2 separate regions of the Homo sapiens genome follow, and region 1 is linked to region 2. A link is a contact called in ENCODE Hi-C data. All regions are on one chromosome and are shown on one strand. Each heading gives the region's core, a stretch centred on a gene start or an enhancer-like site at or near the end of the contact. The rest is flanking DNA. Distances are from core to core; before and after follow the strand shown.

Region 1 (4,124 bases), core at 509-3,008, 510 kb after region 2:
ACCAGCCTGGGCAACATGGTGAAACCCCGTCTCTACTAAAAATACAAAAATTAGCTGAGCATGGTGGCGCGTGCCTGTAATACCAGCTACTCGGGAGGCTGAGGCAGGAGAATCGCTTGAACCTAGGAGGCAGAGGTGGTAGTGAGTGGAGATCGTGCCACTGCACTCCAGCCTGGATGACAGAGCAAGACTCTGCCTCAAAATAAAACAAAAAAACAAAATACAGCTCTCCAGAAAAAAATGCCTTAAAGACAAAACAAAACACCCCTGCCCTCCAAATCTCTTGCCTGAGTCACTACATTCCTTCAAAGATAAATGACCTACTCTTTGCCTTCTCCTAAACATACGATCATGTCTGACAGGGTTAATGATTATACTCTGCAATCTATAACCAGATATACTTATCCCTAAACTTTGATATGATTTTACACATACTAAATCTTCACCTATGTATAACCTAAACTAAAATACCGTGTTAGAGGAGCCTCACAAGATTACTCCTGGGCTACAGGCCTCAGTCTATAGTCCTCAATAAGGCTTCTAAATAAAACTAATTTTAATTATTTAAAAGCTTAATATTTTTTCTTTAGTCAACATACCAATCCTTACATTAATTCTACAGAGTAGGTATTATCTTAGTTTCGCAGGTGAGGAGACTAAGGTTCAGGAAAAAGGATTTGCCTGAGTAACAGACCAGGCCGCGCGCGGTGGCTCACGCCTGTAATCCTAGCACTCTGGGAGGCCGAGGCGGGGGGATTGCCTGAGCTCAGGAGTTCGAGACCAGCCTGGGCAACGCGGTGAAACCCCGACTCTACTAAAAATAAACACAAAAAATTAGCTGGGCATGGCAGCGTACGCCTGTAGTCCCAGCTACTTGGGAGGCTGAGGCAGGGGAATTGCTTGAACCCGGGAGGTGGAGGTTGCAGTGAGCCGAGATCGCACCACTGCACTCCAGCCTGGGCGAGACTCCCGTCTCCCCAACGCGCCAAAAAAAAAAAAAAAAAAAAGGAAAAAAAAAAAAAACTGAGTGTTGAGCTGCGGCGTTGCTTGGCTTCAAAACCCATTCCTGTAACCTCTATATTCACAGCCTCATTTTCTTACATTTAACAGCATGCTACTTCCCCAGGTTTAACCACCATTTGTTTTATTCATTTATTTACCCAATAGGTAGATATTGAGTCCCTACTATGTCAGCTAATAAAACCCACCACGTGCTATGCAGCAGATTAAAAACGAGGATGTACTGGCAAATAAGGGCAGAGAGGATCTATTCTAGATCCAGGAGCCCTCTAGGCCACGCCACTCTGAAACACACACGAAAACTGCTCTGAACGAATACCACCAGTAAAAGGGTTCCATGGCCATCGGCAACAAGGGGTCGAGATCAGGAGGTCGCTCGCCGCCCAGTTGCGTCGCTCACCACCGGCCGGCCACCAGACCCTCGGCTTCCGATCCAGAAACCGTATTTTGTTCTTGCACCCAGACCGCAAGAAGCCTCAGCCCTCGGGGACAGACCGAAGGCCAGGGCTGTACCTGGCTCAGAACCAGGCGCCAAGCGGCACGGGACTCTCCTTCTGCACTCGCAGCGCGTGAGTGCAATTGGAGATCCTGGACTCAAGATGTTTTCATGAGGAACGATTCCAGCCCGCGGTAACTCCGGCCAGTCTGCAGCGTGGACGACAAAACAGGCACCACGTGGTTCCGGCGCCGGGGCGGGGCCAGAGACGCCGGAAGTGACCGCGCGGTGCGCCGGCCCGCGAGGAAACGCGCTCTTAGACCATGGCGACCCAGGCGAAGCGTCCACGGGTGAGTGGCGGGCGCGGGGTCCAGCCTTTTCCTCCGCGCCTCACCCCTTCTCCGTTCGCAGAACCGTCCGCCTGCGCCCCCTCCGCTCCCTCCCGCGGGTCCCGCGCCCCTCTCCGCTCGTCCCCTCCTCCACCCAAAGCCCGTTCTGCGCTCGCGCCGCGGTCTCCTGCAGTTCCCAGCGGCCTCTCTGGGGGTCGGACCTGGTCACTGCGCGCACTTATCTCAGGTGGCGGGGCCCGTGGACGGCGGCGACCTGGATCCTGTGGCCTGCTTCCTGAGCTGGTGCCGGCGGGTGGGGCTGGAGCTGAGTCCCAAGGTGAGCGAGCGAGCCGGCGGGCGGAGGACCCGCGGCGGGGCGCGGGCTGCCCTGACCAGCCCTCCTGCTCAGGTGGCGGTCAGCCGGCAGGGCACGGTGGCCGGCTACGGCATGGTGGCCCGGGAGAGCGTGCAGGCCGGAGAGCTGTTGTTCGTGGTGCCGCGGGCCGCGCTCCTGTCGCAGCACACCTGCTCCATCGGCGGCCTGCTGGAGCGAGGTGGGCACGGCGGCGGGCTAGGGCCCTGGGGCGGGGCGGGGCGGGGCGGGGCGGGCCCGGCCCGCGAGGCCGCGCCGGGGCGCTCACACCTGTGTCTTCCTCAGAGCGAGTTGCGCTGCAGAGCCAGTCGGGCTGGGTGCCACTGCTGCTGGCGCTGCTCCACGAGCTGCAGGCCCCGGCCTCACGCTGGAGGCCCTACTTTGCGCTCTGGCCCGAGCTGGGCCGCTTGGAGCACCCGATGTTCTGGTGAGAGCCTTGGGAGGGGTTGGGGAGCGCCTGCACCGTAGCCTGCTGCAAGAAGTTTCCCCGCCCCTGCACCAGTCCTACCCAGTAAAGTGTGTGAAGGAATGAAGGGAACCTGGGTGTGGGTGTCCCTGCAGGCCAGAGGAGGAGCGCCGGTGCCTGCTCCAGGGCACAGGCGTACCTGAGGCCGTGGAGAAGGATTTGGCCAACATCCGCAGCGAGTACCAGTCCATCGTGCTGCCCTTCATGGAAGCCCACCCCGATCTCTTCAGCCTCAGGGTTCGCTCCCTAGAACTCTACCACCAGCTGGTGGCCCTTGTGATGGCCTATAGGTCAGTGGGTGGGGCCTCTGAGGACGGAACCCTTTTCTTTACAACTCTATAGAGGGACAAAAGTGGAAAAACAGTGAAATCCACCCCCAGTCCCTCACCCAAGACAGGGCCTTAGCCAGGTTCTGTCAATGGCAGCTTTCAGGAACCACTGGAGGAAGAAGAGGATGAAAAGGAGCCCAACTCCCCCGTGATGGTGCCTGCTGCAGACATACTAAACCACTTAGCCAATCACAACGCCAATCTAGAATACTCTGCGGTGAGTGGAGTTTCTCTTGGTGCACTGATTGAGCATGATTCAAGCCATTGTGTCTTAGGCTCCATTCTCTTACTAGTGCTACAAAATGAGTAGGTGAAATCAGCTCCTCCTGTATGTCCTTTTAGTATGCATATTACTGTAGAATCATTTGAATGCGAAACATTTTAAAGTCCTCAAAGTAAGTTGTGGTTAATCCTCTGATAAACTATACTACCATCATTTATTTAGTGCTAGACATTGAGTGGTCTGCATAGCCATGTTTCATTCCTTTCTGGCTGATCACATCAGTGAGCCCAGACTGTGTGTGGCTCTGTGGATAGCAGCCTGGAACAGTGATAGTCTCCGTGTTTTGGAGGGATGAGGACATTCACAGGCCAAAGGTCTAAGACGATCCTAGAACTGATATAAAGCTGTGTTTATACCAGCTCTATTCTATATAAAAAGTAGCCTGAAAAGATGGCACATTTATAGGATCAGAAATTAGTAAGTATGGTTATTTCTTAATCCTTGCCTCCATTTTCCTTTCCCACTTTGATCTGCGAAAGTTCCATTTTTTCCCCCCCGAGGCGGAGTCTCACTGTGTCGCCCAGGCTGGAGTGCAGTGGCGTGATCTCGGCTCACTGCAACTGCCGCCTCCTGGGTTCAAGCAATTCTCCCTGCCTCAGCCTCCCGAGTAGTTGGAATTACAGGCTCCTGCCACCATGCCCGGCTAATTTTTGTATTTTTTAGTAGGGATGGGGTTTCTCCGTGTTGGCCAGGCTGGTCTTGAACTCCTGATCTCAGGTGATCTGCCCACTTTGACCTCCCTAAGTGCTGGGATTACAGGTGTGAGCCACTGCGCCTGGCCGAAAATTTCGTTTTTAAAGCTAGCAACTTTTTAAGTGCTGAAGAGGACTGTGCAGAAATCCACCCAGTTAAACATGAAGCTGGCCTTTTAAAGTTAGCCCAACCCTT
Region 2 (3,967 bases), core at 1,281-3,780:
TTAAGGCCCGCAGCTCCTCTCCTGTTGCTACCCTGAGTCTTAATACGGGCCACACCACTTAGAGCTAAGGAGGCCAGACCTCCCAGGTCTGAGAGCCCAGTGGCAAATGGCCTCTGACAGTCAATATTTAGGACAACTACGTGGAACCAAGGACCATTTCAAAAACTCTCACCTATGAGGGACTGACCACACCCCTTCAACTATCCCTGACCACAGGCCCATTCTCTCTCCGCGTGACAGGATGGGTGGCCCTACAGGAACCAGAGCCCATAGGTGATGGGGGCTAGATGAGAGGGCCACAGAACCACCCAGGCTTGATGTCCACACAGCAGAACTTCCTCACTCTGGTTCTCTCCCAGAACTCACACACACACACACACACACACACACACACACAAAGTCCTAAATCCTCTGAATCTCATAGTGTCAAGGCCTGCAGGAAAATGTAAGAAACTGCCCTGGTCTGCCTTGGCAATGCAGGATGCAGCATGCTAACCACAGAGCATTTCTCATCACCTCTCTAGAGACAACTCCATTCCCTTACTCCAAGCCTATAAAGTTCTGGGTAATTGTTGGAAGGTAAAGCCCACCCAGCCCAGGCAAATCTCTAACTCACCACTTTGTGGCAGCATGAGGTAATGCCAGCGAGAGGGAGGAACTTTCAGAGTCAGATGCAACCCACTTCCAGGTTCCCAGCTCATCTGCCTCTTACATTTAAAAGTTTGTAAGTTTTCTCCTGAGCAGAGGAAGAAGGAAGGAGAAGCCTTCACAGGACAGTCTGGCCTCTAACTGCTCTGCCAAAGAAATGTAAGAGTCAGGCTAAAAGCTGTCATCCTCAGCATCTTCCGGAAGGGAGGGAGGAGAGGAGCGGCTGCTCTGGGTGGAGGCAGCAGGTTGCTTGAGCAAGCAGGTACCACTCTAAGCCTTCTCGGGACAGAGAGGGGGAAGGTGGGCTTCTCTGAGCGCCTGTAGGTCCGCTGTGCCAACCCACTGTTTTGTTTGCTTTTTCTGGCATGAATGGCTGTCAGACAGTGTCCCCTGGCTTGGTCTGCAGCACCCCCTGCCCACCCTGGCCCTCCTGCAGCAAGGTGCAGCCAGGAAGCCTCTGTGATCACTCCGCAAAGGGGAGAGAGGAGGCAAGGAGAGGCAGGGGAGGCCCCCCACCTGCGCCCCACCCCGTCTCTTCTTCCTCCCTGAGAAACCGAATGAAAGCCGATCACCTCCCGCCGGCCCTGCCTGCAGGCCCAGCTGGGCTGCGTCCTGTCAGCCCTCGTCCGGGATGGCCCGGCCGCTGCGACCCGAGGGCGAGCCCCGAGGGCGGCCGGGCTGGAGAAAGGCCCCAGGGCTACAGGCCGGGCCCAGGAAGCGGCTGCGCCTCGAGGCCCGGCCTGGGCCGCCCAGAAGCTCAAGAGGCCGCTAGGTCGCGGCGGAGGGGCGCGGGGGGGCGGCCGGGCCGGCAGAGGAAGGGGTGCGGCGGGCGCGGGGGTGGCCCCCAGATGCGGCCCCGGGCGCCCCGCCGCTCACCTGCTCCAGGCCGCCTGCAGGGCAGGCGCGGGGCGAGCGGCGACCAGCTGCTCTCTCGGCCGCCCCTTTATTCCGGCTCCATCCGCGGCGGCGCGGCCTACGCGCGCTGCCAATCCCCGGCCTCGCGTAGCGGCTGCGGCCGGACCGGGGGCGGGGGACGGGCTAGCGGCGGCCGGAACGGAGGAAGCGACGCGCGCTGCCGGAGTAGCGGGGCCGGGGCGAGGAGCGCCGGGAGGGCGGGCGGACGGACCGATGGCCTTGCGGAGACGGGCGGACGGGCGGGCGGCGCGGGGGCCAGGGAGGCGGGGCCGGGGGAGGAGCGGCATCCCGGGCGGCGGCGGCCAATGCGGGAGGAGCGGGCGGCGCGGAGCGAGGCCGCCCCCTGCCGGGGACCCCGTGGCCGGGCCAGGTCGGACAAGCCGGGTGCTCCGGGCGGTTTTCGAGTCGCCAGGCCTGGGCGCCTCGACTAACCGAGGAAGGGCGCTCTGCTTCCGGCCACCCCGCTCGGGCTTAGGGGAGGGGGCTCCGGGTGACCGCCCTCGGCCCGGCTCTGCGCAGGAGAGGAGGGGCCTCCTAGAGGCTCTGGTCTGCCACAATTGATCCGCCCCTAACTGCTCAGCTTGGCTTTTAGGGGCTTGGACTTTGGGCTGGTTTGAGGAGGGGGCTCCAGGACCTCTGATCCTGGCCGGGCTCGGGGCAGGCAGGGGTCTCCGCTGGGTCTAGTGCGCTGACCCGGGACTGTCGTGTCTGGTATGTCTGGTCCCGGGTGGCTGCAGACAGCAGCGGGCAGAAAGGTGAGGGCCCTGAGCGATATATGAAATGGGTACACGAAGGCTGGGGAGGTCCCAGCGGGGTGCCGGGAGGCTGCAGGTGACCAGATCCGCGTGCGCAGCCGGCAGACAGCTTGGAGTCGGTGGGCTGAATCTTCACCACTGTCCTGCCGGGTTCCGCCCCTCCCGGCTCCGCCCCGAGGCGGTGCCAGCCCAGGCCCCGCCCCTGGGAGGGCGCTTCCGGCACAGCGGAACTCCGGGTGCCGGTTGAGGTTGCTGGTGGACCTGCTCTGGTGGTCTTGGATGAGGCCCCATGAGCGCGGCGCCCCTGGTGGGCTACAGCAGCAGCGGCTCCGAGGATGAGTCCGAGGACGGGATGCGGACCAGGCCGGGGGATGGGAGCCACCGTCGGTGAGGAGTGAGGAAGTCTCTCCGGAGGGCGCGCGCATTCACCCTAGAGCCAGACGGGACCCGAATGTCTGGGGGTGGAGTGGGGAGGGAGGATGCGGGGCGGCTCTGGGAAGGAAAAGGGGACGCAGGAAGAAAGGAGGATCCAGAAGATATACCCCTCCCCCCCACCCCAGACAAAGCTCCAGAGTGGCCCCACCTGGCTAGGGCCAAGTTGGGAGGCCAGACCTGGGTTCGGGTCCAGCCTCGCGCTGGCCCACTCTATCGCCTGGCACACATCCCTGTACCATCCTAGGTCCGTTTCCTGATTTGAATACAATTGCGATAGTAATACTTGCTAAAGCGTAGGGAGAGCCTTTTCATTCATCCAGTAAATATTCACTGAGCACCCACTCCCTGCCAGGCTGGGGTCTGGTAATTCAGTGGTGAACAAAACCGTCGGCCTTACTTCCTGGGGCTTAGATTCTTAAATGCTAGGCCTTATCTTTGCTGAGTGCTTTACAAGCAGTAGCTCAGTTGATCCCACAATTGCTCTATCAGGTAGACATATACTTTCAGATGAGGCATTTGAGGCCCAGAAAGGGGACATGACTTGCCCAAGGTCATAGAGCTAGAAAGTGCTACTCCAGCTGCAGCCTGTCCAGCTTGGAAATGTGACCCCTGAACCACATTGTTGCATGCCCTGTTGTTTCCCATGGGGACCTTGTGCCCCAGAGTTGGAGACCCCAATGAGACAATACTGGAGAAACAATTTCGCTATCTAGAAGCTGCTTCCAGCACCAGGCTGGAAACACACACTCAGAGCCACCATATATAAGGGGTTACAACTTTTGTGGTATATACAAAGGTAGAGAATGCTAACAGGATAAATGTACTCATTTTTCTTTTTTTCTTTTGCAGTGGCCAGAGCCCCCTTCCCAGGCAGAGATTTCCAGTACCTGACAGTGTGCTGAACATGTTCCCGGGCACCGAGGAGGGGCCTGAAGATGACAGCACAAAACACGGGGGACGGGTGCGCACCTTCCCCCACGAGCGAGGCAACTGGGCCACCCACGTCTATGTACCATGTGAGTGATGTGTGAAAGGCAAGTTGCCAAGACCCATAGACCCGTAGGTGCCTCATGAAGGGCAGAATCTGGCCCCAACTAGAAGGAAGAAACCAGAAACCTCTAACACTGGTGGTGGGAAAGTCATTGACTTAGCAGAGAAAGAGCAGGTTTCAAGAACTGGGGATTTTTCTGTCATCTTGGTTTTGAATTCGTAGC

The links. A loop is a pair of places that touch in the nucleus more often than their neighbours do. Pooled maps may share reads with other maps.
Region 1: a loop to region 2 is called in a map of CD8-positive, alpha-beta T cell, with 5 times the contacts of the local background. The contact joins the promoter of SETD6 here to the promoter of USB1 in region 2. A Hi-C loop is called at or near these places in 2 of 168 maps with a recorded cell type or tissue (CD8-positive, alpha-beta T cell and ascending aorta) and 9 of 50 pooled maps.

The regions. Positions count from the first base shown.
Region 1 is chr16:58,513,759-58,517,882 of GRCh38, forward strand. SETD6 (SET domain containing 6, protein lysine methyltransferase) reads left to right here and starts at 1,759. Exons shown (of 8, transcript NM_001160305.4): 1 at 1,759-1,806; 2 at 2,033-2,339; 3 at 2,444-2,585; 4 at 2,720-2,914; 5 at 3,050-3,170. The coding sequence starts at 1,780. It also overlaps a transcript of NDRG4 not described here. RefSeq lists enhancers at 1,434-1,603, 2,644-2,813, 3,463-3,632 and a silencer at 1,724-2,383.
Region 2 is chr16:57,998,877-58,002,843 of GRCh38, forward strand. USB1 (U6 snRNA biogenesis phosphodiesterase 1) reads left to right here and starts at 2,531. Exons shown (of 7, transcript NM_024598.4): 1 at 2,531-2,705; 2 at 3,603-3,769. The coding sequence starts at 2,608. ZNF319 (zinc finger protein 319) reads right to left here and starts at 1,796. Exons shown (of 2, transcript NM_020807.3): 1 at 617-1,796. RefSeq lists enhancers at 880-1,149, 2,007-2,176, 2,349-2,643, 2,670-2,769 and silencers at 1,270-1,399, 1,450-2,049, 2,340-2,589.